2 separate regions of the Mus musculus genome follow, and region 1 is linked to region 2. A link is a loop called in an ENCODE intact Hi-C map of the cell type or tissue named here. Cell type or tissue: left cerebral cortex. All regions are shown on one strand. Each heading gives the region's core, and the rest is flanking DNA. Links, peaks and the distances in the headings are about the cores only. Region 1 overlaps Irx4 (Iroquois homeobox 4). Region 2 has its middle 240 kb from the start of Gm41000.

Region 1 (5,375 bases), core at 250-5,249, 970 kb after region 2:
CTTCTTCAAGAACGCCCTCCTCCTCTCTTTCCCTTCCTCCACCTATCTCACTTTCTTTACCTTATCTTCACCCCCTGATCTACAGGCACCCCATTTCCCTGTAGGCACCCCATTGCCCACCCTCTTCAGGTCCCCACTTTTGGGAAACTGAGCGTTGTGTGAGTCCAGGACATGTGTTGCAGTTTGTGGGCAAAATTTGAGAAGACTCCCCTAGGAGTCTAAGCTACCCTAAGATAGCTCATTGGGTAGTGTTTCTAGCTGGGTCTACAAAAGCTGTGGTGGCTTTTACAGAACAGCTTCGAGTCCAAGGATGGCACAGGATCTTCACACGCCGGCCTACCACCCACTGCAGCTGCAGCCTACTACCCGTATGAGCCAGCTCTGAGCCAGTACCCATATGACAGGTGAGGAATTCGACCTCCCTCGCTGACTACCACTACAGTCCAGCTGCCAACCACTCCATCACCACCTCCAGATCGCCTTCTGGGGGGGGGGGGGACTGGGAGGTGTGGAAGGACCAGAAGAGGGGACAATTCCCTCAAGCAGGTGTTCTATCCTACCCTTACACACACACCTATGTTGTTGTGAATGTAGAAATTCTCTCGTTGCTGTGATTTTCAAGCAAATTGATTCTAGAAAGTTCAGTCCACTAGGCTGCCTCCTTGAAGGGCCCAGGACAGCTTCCTGCACCCCAAGACCCTCAGCTCAGTTGGGTGTCCAAGCCAGGTCCACCAGCCTTACGGTGGGAATTAAGGAGGAAGTCCCTTGGCCTTCATCACCCATGCTGGGGACAGCTCAGCTCACCACCCCATCTTCCTATGGAACCATTACCAGTTCAACTAAAAACTCCTGGACCTTGCTCCCCAGTTGCTCTAGGCACAGGTTCACGGGTTGCTGGTTCATAGATCCCTGATACCTTTTTCTGTTTTACGGCTCAAAGTGGTAAGAGGGAAAACCATAAAGGATCAGAGAAATGTCCCTACAGAGTGACAGACAGGCCATGACATACTCGCTGTCATTTTAATGGCATCATCTTGGCCCACAAAAGGCAAGGCAATGCCCATAACCACAACCCACCCCAGGGAGGCACAGCCTGTTCCTATGCCCGCTTCCCCCAACGCCCCCCCCCCCGCCTCGCCTGCCCGCTCGCGTGATCTCCCCGGCCCCGACTGGCACCCCATTGCAGAGCCTGTCTCCAGGTACGGGACCGTGGACAGCGGCACGCGGCGCAAGAATGCCACCCGGGAGACCACCAGCACACTGAAGGCCTGGCTGCAGGAGCACCGGAAGAACCCGTACCCCACCAAAGGAGAGAAGATCATGCTGGCCATCATCACCAAGATGACCCTCACACAGGTTTCCACCTGGTTTGCCAACGCACGTCGGCGCCTCAAGAAGGAGAACAAGATGACCTGGCCACCTAGAAATAAATGTGCAGATGAGAAGCGCCCCTATGGGGAGGGGGAGGAGGAGGAGGCTGGAGAGGAGGAGTCACGGGAGGAGCCTCTCAAGAGTGCCAAGAGCGAAGGTGGGTTGGATATCCTGAAAAGTATGGGGTGTCTCTGGAAGCCGTTGGGTGGCAAATGGAAAGCCTTAGGGCCTGGGTAGCAGACTGGTGGACTGGTTTACAGTCAGATCTTGTGCCTGGGGAGAGGAGATTGAGGTGGTACCATGTAGACAGGCTTAAAGACATCCAAGTTAAAAAGCATTGCAAACGCCATTAATTTGAATGCAGATCTGCCAGGCTGGTGTTCCTAGTTCAAGACTTGAGGCCCTCTGGAGATGGGAGGAGAAAAACAGAAAGGTCTGGGCTATTGACTAGTTGGGAATGAGTTTCCATTAACTCTGGTCTTAGAATAAAAGAAAGCTGCTTATGCCATCCTGTCTCCTTCCACTGGCCGCATGCTCTCTGGCCTGACAGGTCATGCTGGCAAAGACGACAAGGAGCTAGAACTCAGTGACTTGGAAGACTTCGACCCTCTAGATGCAGAGACCTCAGAATGTGAGCTGAAGACGCCCTTCCAGTCCCTGGATAGTGGACCAGAGAGGATTCCTGCTTCATCTGATGGTCCCGGCACAGGCAAGGAGGCCTCCACCACACTCCGGATGCCCCTGGGCACCGCTGGTGGAGCTGTTATGGATGGGGATCTGGAGAGGGCAAGGAACTGCCTCCGGAGCACAGTGGTCGTTCCTGACTCTGGCGCCGAGGGCGGCCCACCTGCTTGCGAAGCCAAACTGACCTTTGCTCAGGCGGGAGCGCCGCCGAACCTGGAGACCAAGCCCCGCATCTGGTCCTTGGCACACACAGCCACCGCTGCTGCAGCCACAGCTCTGAGCCAGACTGAGTTTCCCTCCTGCATGCTGAAACGCCAAGGTCCAACGGGTGTATCTGCGACGACGCCAGCGTCCTCACCTGCAGTCACGGCCCCTTCTGGGGCTCTGGATAGGCACCAGGACTCCCCAGTAACTAGCCTCAGAAACTGGGTGGATGGGGTATTTCACGATCCCATCCTTAGACACAGCACTTTGAACCAGGCCTGGGCCACCGCTAAGGGCGCACTTCTGGATCCCGGCCCTCTAGGACGCAATCTGGGGGCGGGTACTAACGTACTGACGACGCCCCTTGCTTGCTCCTTCCCGCCCACGGTGCCCCAAGACGTCCCACCTGCAGGGGCCTCCCGGGAGCTGCTGGCTACGCCCAAGGCCGGTGGCAAACCCTTCTGCACTTAACACCCACCTGCACAGTGGAGAAGGGAACTGGCGCTCAGGCTGCAGGCGCTGACTCTGAACTGCTTTAAATGGGTTTCCAAAAGAAGGGGGAATTTCCAAGCCAAGATTGCCAACCCACTTGAGACAGAGGATTTGAACTCAACCTCCAGGGCTATGGAGGAACTCCTCGCGTTCTATCACCAGGTTTTACCTGATGTTGCGTCCACCTGAGCCATCCCTTAACTCCAGGAAGATGAGAAGACCGGAGAGCACAGCCGATGGGAGGCCCCCTGAAGCATAAAGTTTACGTCCAAAGTTTACATGGAGAAGGCATTTGGGTACTGAGGCTTGTTTTGTGTCGCTGTCTCCTTCTGGGTTTGAGGCATGCCGGTGTTCGTGCGAAGAGTCTTCAGCCCGTTTTTCTTCGGACTTCATCCTCAGCACGTAGAGCTCACCGCCAACACTTCCACCGAGTTTACACTGTTGCACACTCTTGACTCGACAAAATTATGTTTTCTAAAATGTATATTCACACCAGTAATTGCCTGTTTCAGAGGGAGGCTAATATAACAAAACTAATAAATTTTCGTGTTTGCATTGCGGAAGGAACACATTTCACAGCTGGGGCTGGCTCTACAGGTGTTCTTGGAAGCAGTGACGCTGACCCCCAGGGGAAGAAAGAATAGGCGGGCTGACCCACACTCCACCCCCATAAAGTAATTGCCCATCCAAGTCTAAGCAAACCATTTTTGAGATGCTAAAGGCACAAGAGGGACACTCTTCTGACCTCATAATAAGTAGATGTGAAACCCCAAACTTTAAAGTCTTCCCCACTGCCAGACACCAGAATTTGAACAAACAAGGTTTCTTTGACTGAATTAAAGTAATGTTTAGGCTTTCTAAGTCCCCCGAGATTTTGCCCTGGGGGAAAGGGACATTGCCCTGAGGGCATCATTCTCTGATGCCAAGAGGCTCTTAATAGCTGTCATGTTACCTGACCCCGTTGTCCCTCTTTCCAGAGAAGCAGGCTGAACCCTGTAGCTTCAAATTTAGCTTCTATATCACTCAAGTTCTAAAGACTCCAGAGGGAACATCTTAATAGCAGAAGACGGGAGGCAGAGCTAAAAAGACATGGGCAAGGGCATAAGGGCTTGGGCCAGAAGCAGCCTGGGAGGGCAAACCTGATTCTTCACACCTCTCTAGCATAGTCACAAGGGTAGGTAGGCTACTTTGCACTAAGGTCCTCCACAGCTCTTCTTCCCTGCATCTCTAGGAGGCACTTGCCCAGCATCTGTGCCTTGTTCTCTGTTCACCTGAGAGCTTCTGTTCAGGCCTCTATGGGCTTCATAAACTGTTCCTAGGGAGATGGCAGTGGCAAGCAGAGGGGCTTGTAAAGCAGAGAACCCAAGGCGAGCTGCTCTGAAATTAAGGGAGCCCAGGGACTAGAACGACTTCTAATAGCCACATAGAATCCAGCCCTGTACGCTAGATACACTTTTCATCTCCCAGAGTAGCCTTCGAGAGATACCAGACATTTAATAGACACCAGGTCCTCTGCAATCCTAGGGGCGGGACTAGATTGCAGCCTATCAAAACTCACACTAATGAGTCTATAGGGCCAGATTTGGGGACAGTTTACAGACCCCAAGGAAAGAAACTTAGCTTTGCTGAAACCAGACCCCTAGGACTAAGGGGGTCCCCTGAATGATGGTCCTCACCCTGAATCCTGGTTTCCAGCCCTTGGCTCTTGCACACCGAGTGGCCAACTGCCCCAAGCCGCAGGCCTGCCCTGGCCAGCACTCAGTAATTGGATTGTCCCAGCCCTGCGCTGTCACCGCATTGACTTTCGCTCTCCTGGATGATATTATCGGGACGCGGAAGCTTGCCGCTGATGTGCCTGTCAAAAGGCTGCGGCGGGAGCCCCCGGCCTAGCAAGCGAGCATCAGCCAAGATAATTTGAAGTGAAATTTTCATTTTGACAGTAAACCCCTCAATTTCTAAAGGCTCCGCGCTTTGAGAGAGCGCTGGCAGGGGAGGCTTTGCGGAAAGCCCACGTCTTAGGCTGAAAAGGGCAAAAGAACTCGAATTAGTTGTAATAGATAAAAGGGCAAAAATAAAGAGTCAAGGGTACTTGACAGTAATAGCGAAAGTGGAGTCTCAGGGGAGACACGTTGCTGCCCAAGCTGGGGCGCGAGGAATTTTAATGCGGCCGCCAAGCGCGCCCCCACACAACCCTAGACAAAGCCAAGCATTTACAGAAGGAGAAAAAGAAAGAAAAAGAAAACAGAAAAAAAAAAAAATAAGGCTTCGCAAATTCAGGCGAGGGGTGAGTGAGATAAGGAACGGTAAGGTCAGAAACTCAAGTTTGGACCGAAGCCTGTGTCCTGGCTGCGGACACATTTGCCAGTGCGCACGTCCAGACACCGGCAGTGGCCCCAAGATCCCTCCTCTGAGGCAGTCCGAGGAAAGGAAGGAGGTTTCTGAGTTCCCCTAAGCTTGTTGAGCTTGAAACCTCTGGGCATGGTCTCTGGTGCCTGCACCAGCTCTGGACGTCCGAATACCAAGTTGCTAGAGCCTGAGAGCTTGATGACTCTGGCTACTAAAGGAACTTATTTGAATGAACTACATTACTCTCTGAATAAAGATATCAGGGTTGGGGGGGGGGG
Region 2 (5,375 bases), core at 146-5,145:
ACCTCCTTCTCTGTGTCTACTTTTACACCAAAGAAAGAGCAGGGTCCCTAAAGTGGAGTGTTTTATGTTGTCAAGAACATGATGAAGTCTTAATAAACACAGGCCAGCCTTTGCAAACTGAAATACTTTCCGTATACCAAGTGGGTCCATATGCACACAGGTCAGAAAGTCGGATTGGAAACACAGTGGGCACCTAAGGGAAGGGAGATGTGTGCCTCTCTTCCAAAGCCAGCCCCAAGGGCTCTAATTGTTATGGCAGTGCAGGCATAAAACAGGATGGGGATCATCCTAAATCCCTCCCATCTGTGCGAGGGTGTGCAGCACACAGAGAGAGTGCACCTCAGCGGGAAGTTAGCAAGTGCCCGTGCTTGGGAACATTCGGGACCATCAAATATTGAGCTATTTCTCACTCTGCAGATACACAGGGCACCTCACCTCCATGTACAACTTTAGCCAGGCCACAAGAGCTCAGGATTCCAGGGAACACAGACTTCCATTGACTTCCAGGAGAAGCGAAGAGGCTTCTCATTTGTGTGTGGAAGTCTCCTTTCCTTCCGATCAGCACTGGCACAGAACTCTTAAAAAGTCAGTAGCCTGAATAGCCAGGATGTGCCTGCTTAAGTTGGACACTGTCAGTGGCTTTCCTCGGCCTTGCCACCTATATCCCTTTTTAACCCAGCCAAAAGTTTCCTAATCCCTTGTATTTCTAGGTGTTCTTAGAGGAAAGTCAGCTCTTTATCCAAGCTTTATGCAGCTTTAAGATGCAATGCATAATGCATGTTGAAATGCATGAGTTGCAACTTTACAAAAAAGAATTACCCCTAAGATTTCCAGCATGCTTAAATACTGTTACTTAATCACAAGAGACTGTCTATATTGTTCTGTAATCTCACTTAAATCATATAATGAATGCAATAATGAAAATTAAAATCCCCGTATGCACGGCTGAACATCTCCTAATCTACATGTGATCGAAAGTAGCATTTCCTAGGGGTCTGCTCTCTCCCATGAAGAGACTTATTGGAGCACTCAAGACTGAAAGTCTAGTAGGACTAAATATCATGTTAGGCACTACTCTTATTAGAACAGGATTGATCAGCCCCTCCCTCCATTCTGGAGACTGCAGGATTATTAATAATTCTTATCATGGTATCCATCTTGCTAACTGCACGAGAAATATTTCCCTTCCGACATCAGACATTCTCGGAATCTAGATATGAAAATGAGAAGAGCTTCAAATTTTTTCTGGCAAAGAAAAACACATTCAGAAGAAACGGAGCAGAGTATAAATGTCCACGTGCGCGGTGGGCAGCTGTCTTTCCTTCCTAGCAGGACTCTCGGTTGCACTGTTTTGGCCGTAGTCATCTTGGAAAACCAATTTGCAAGCACCAAAAGAAAGTAAAACTTGGAAGGGATCTAAGGCCTGACTGAGCCTGTCAGCCAAGCTCTAGGCTCAGCCCATGGTTTGGCCTGGTGTTAGTCCACTGGTTTACTCAGCCTTAATTGAGCAGCTGATATGCCTTGTGCTCCAACACTTTGCAGGTGGTAGTAGGAGATGCTGATATCTCAGAGAAGCAATCCGCATTCAGGAAGCATGAGACACACTGGCCATGCTCACGCCGGAAAATGAGCCTAATTTAGTGACTGTGATGATATTGGAATTGTGTGGGTCTTCATCCTTCTTCATAGACAAGGAAAAGCGTGAAGTCGGTAATGAATATAAAAGGTATGACAAGGTCAAGAATCGCCTCAAGCTATACAAATATTAAAATCAAATTCTCAGTTTTTATTGTCTTTCTGTTTCTTAGACACACCTAGCAAACCCTTCAAAATAGTGTCTCTCTTTCTTCCATCTTCAAAGACGGAGAAATTTTTTTTCCTCTGATCAGGTCTGCCACCGTGGCACCTAAAAGGATGTCACAGCCATTTCTCTCACTCTGAGATCACTATAGACATTTTCATAACTTTGCCGCATTCCTTGGCACGTGTGTGGTGGAGCCACCCTGCACGCTCTCCAACGGTAGTGAGCCAGCTGCAGGATGAATGCCGGAGTAAGCCTGCCAAGATGCTGGCAAAAGGACCTGGTGGCCCTGGACACTTCATCCCACCTCTTTCCCCGCCTCTGCTCACAGTGCTTATTGATGCTCTCTCTGGAAGTTGTTTCTGAGAGGAAACCCTTTATATGGACCAGGGACAATGCTGATGTCAGTTCTAACCACACACCAGGCAGCGGCATCCAGTGAGGCTGGGCTTTCCGTGTTTTCTTTCGTTTTGTTCTGTGCTGATTTTTCATTTTAGAGGTGGGGCACCCTAGTGTAAAACTTGTGGGGGTGGGGAGTGAGTAGTGTGTCTTAGAAAGCCCACCTGCCCCTGCACCACCTCTATCTCCCTGCCCAGTACAGAGACAGACACGGCACTGCCAGGACCAATGCCAGCAGCCCGGGAAGAGGAGAAGAAAATAAAAGTTTGACAGGAATTTATAAATACAGCCTCAGTTAAGCGCATCATCATTCATAATACCATTAAATCTATTTCAATAAACAAAAACATGCTTTACTTTTCCAGGAACTCTTTGTGAAAGGAAAACATTACTCGGAAAAAAAATAAAGTGTTATTGCGAACACAGTTAAAATCTGGAGTGAGGTTTTGAATAAACAAATTAAATTGCAATGGGATATAGTGTGCCTCGGAGCCATTTCTTGACAAAACAGTCATCTTATTTACACGCTTCACAATACCCCACCATGGATGTCGAAGGAAAAAAAATAAGGAGAAAAATAATTAGCATATTAATCTTTTTTATGCTGCCATCTTTCAGATCCAGAGGACCATGGTGTAATTTAAATCTAAACGCTTTCCTGGCATTAGAATTCATTTTAGATGGGTCAATTGTTCCATAATAAAGGGGTAGGAGGTGTACTTCATGCAAGAGATTTATGTTTGCCATTTGTTCATATTCATGTGCTACTGAATACCCTCAATTCAAATGGTGATGGCTGTTCATATCAGCCGGGCGGCAGCCACACAGATCACTAACCGGGAGCAATGAATTTCATTTGCAGGACAAAAAATACAGCGAAATTAACTCCAACAGTTTATTGATTTTTGCTTAACAGAAGCCAGTCTAACAGCTCTATTGCCCCCATAATGATTACTGACAAAAGTTTAATTAAGCAATTATGAAGCCAATAATAGAGTTGTCTGGCCCGCTCGGCTCCAGCCCGTTCAGGACTTATCTCCCTCCTGCACATCACAGCAGCCGGAATGTGCTTGAGGAGATTAATGCCGGAGAACACAGATGCCTACTTCTATTCTGCTTCATGATGCCGTTTGAATGGAGACGGGAACACAAGCTCCCCTTTATCAAATTACAAGTCCGCTTTTCATGAATATGTAGTTTAAAAAAAAAAAAACCTAGTGGTGGCTTCAAGGTGTAATTATAAAGACATACAACAAAAATGACACACAATTCTGCCTTAGTAATCCCTGCCATGAAATATGCATGATAATGTATTACTGAATAAAGACTTAACAACGTTCTAAGAGGCTTTGCCGTCGTACGTTATACAAACAATTGACAGCCTTCTCCCAATGTTGTGGGAGATATTGTCTGACCTCCCGGCGTTGTTCCACTTCCTCTTAAATGTATTGTTTCCAGCTGATTGTGTTGTTATTTGTCCGTAATGCTATTAGACCGGTCTTATCTGTTTGTAAGAATTCCCGATTTATTATGTATGCTTAAATATGGAAATGCAAAAATGTGAGCTCCTTTCCGGCATTAATCATTTCATAAAATATGCACCAGGTCCAGGAACCTGCAAGCCCAGAGTGGAGGAAGCTCCTGGGCTTAGAGCAGCATCCTTGCAGCTCCACAGAGATCTCCTCCAGGGAGCCACGCTTTGCTTCGGGTGTGTTCAAAAATGCCTTCACTCAAGAGAGAGGTCCGCTTTCCTGGCCTCTGTAGCGATGATTTGCTGACCTCTTTCTTTGTCTTTCCTTAAAAGAACCCATACTGATCCTCCAAAACAAACAAGCAAGTCACTCTTCCCTCATTCTCGGGGGAAAAAAAATCAAAATACGTAGAGGGGTAGAAGGGTGAATGCATGGGACCCGAGGAGTCACCTCCAAACTTTGCTGTTCACAGCCCGTCTTGCTATATTTATATACATGGAGAAAGAAATTCACCAAGTGGGTTTTTGTCACTAATAAAATGTGCCTTATCCAAATGATGGTGATTTATTTTATCAAAAGCACGCTAAAAGACATTTGTCTTCTTGGAGCTGCTGGGAACAGCTGCCTGAGTGGAAGAAGCGGCAGCTGGGGAGCCAGCAGAGAGTTCTGAGGCATGGCCTTGCCTCCCAGCACTGACCCCTTACTCAGCAGGCAGCCTTGTGGGCGGACAGCCTGTGTCCCTGTGCTGATGGTCAGGCCAGGCCAGGCAGCAAGGCAGACAGCCACATTCTTCCAGTCCCTGCCTGCTGGCCCCACCCATGCCAGGAGTATGCCATTAGCTGTATATATTCATCCACAGTCTGCATCAGGAGGGGGCTGAGCCTGCATGCTTGGACTATTAGAATAAATAAATATATCCTCCAGGCTTTCTATTAATAGGCCAGAACATGTCTGTCTGTCTGTCTGCCTGTATTCCTTCCTTCTTTCTTCCTTTCTTCCTTTCTTCCCTTCTTTCTTCCTTCCTTCCTTTCTCTCTCTCTCTCTCTCTCTCTCTCTCTCCCTCCTTCTCTCCCTCGATTCCTTCCTTCCTTCCCTTCTTTCTTCCTTCCTTCCTTTCTCTCTCTCTCTCTCTCTCTCTCTCTCTCTCTCTCTCTCTCTCTCTCTCTCCCTCCCTCCCTCCCTCCCTCCCTCCCTCCCTCCCTCCCTTCCTTCCTTCCAAGTGATGACTGTAGATGGCAGGGAACACTCTGTGGATGTGTATCAACCCATGGGGTACTGATCAGAGGGGAACCTTGAGATATACCCACCCTCCTCAGGAATTTGTCAGGCCAGATGAGGGGTCTGGGGTACTGCTGGTCCACCTGTGCCATAGACTGAATCTAAGAACACTTACATCTCACAGAAATGAAAAGAATTTTGCCTCTCATCCAGGACAGAGGCGGCTTCTTACAGGGCTTCCATCTTTACAGCCTTTGCAACACTTGAGGAGTGTTGGACTATTAGAAGTGGTTTAGAGGTGAACCTGTGCTCACCACACCTCTACCCCATTAGGCAAGAAGGCTGAAAGATTTAATAGGCAAAAGGAGACATTACTAGTCTTTTGGTATTCATTAGGAAATGCTCAACCTGTGAGAACAGAGGGACATCTTAGAATGTTGGAAAGGAACATTGTTCTTCTGTGTGGCTAATTGCTGGAATTTTCA

What was found. Hi-C counts contacts between places; a loop is a spot of excess contacts. Peaks named below come from ENCODE experiments on the same cell type or tissue, not always from the same donor. Only the 100,000 strongest peaks of a DNase experiment are listed, where the experiment ranks them.
Region 1: it touches region 2 in a loop (7-fold over the local background); 4 of 42 quality-filtered maps call a loop at or near these places.

What each region holds. Positions count from the first base shown.
Region 1 is chr13:73,266,305-73,271,679 of GRCm38, forward strand. Irx4 (Iroquois homeobox 4) reads left to right here. Exons shown (of 6, transcript NM_018885.2): 4 at 292-404; 5 at 1,200-1,528; 6 at 1,922-3,316. The coding sequence ends at 2,730. Among named protein-coding and RNA genes, the nearest start is that of Irx4, 8.5 kb to the left of the region's middle. In left cerebral cortex, for the core only: a CTCF peak has its summit at 2,551; no DNase peak of the experiment used is centred there.
Region 2 is chr13:72,295,465-72,300,839 of GRCm38, forward strand. No RefSeq gene overlaps it. Among named protein-coding and RNA genes, the nearest start is that of Gm41000, 240 kb to the right of the region's middle. In left cerebral cortex, for the core only: no CTCF peak of the experiment used is centred there; a DNase peak (open chromatin) is centred at 3,190.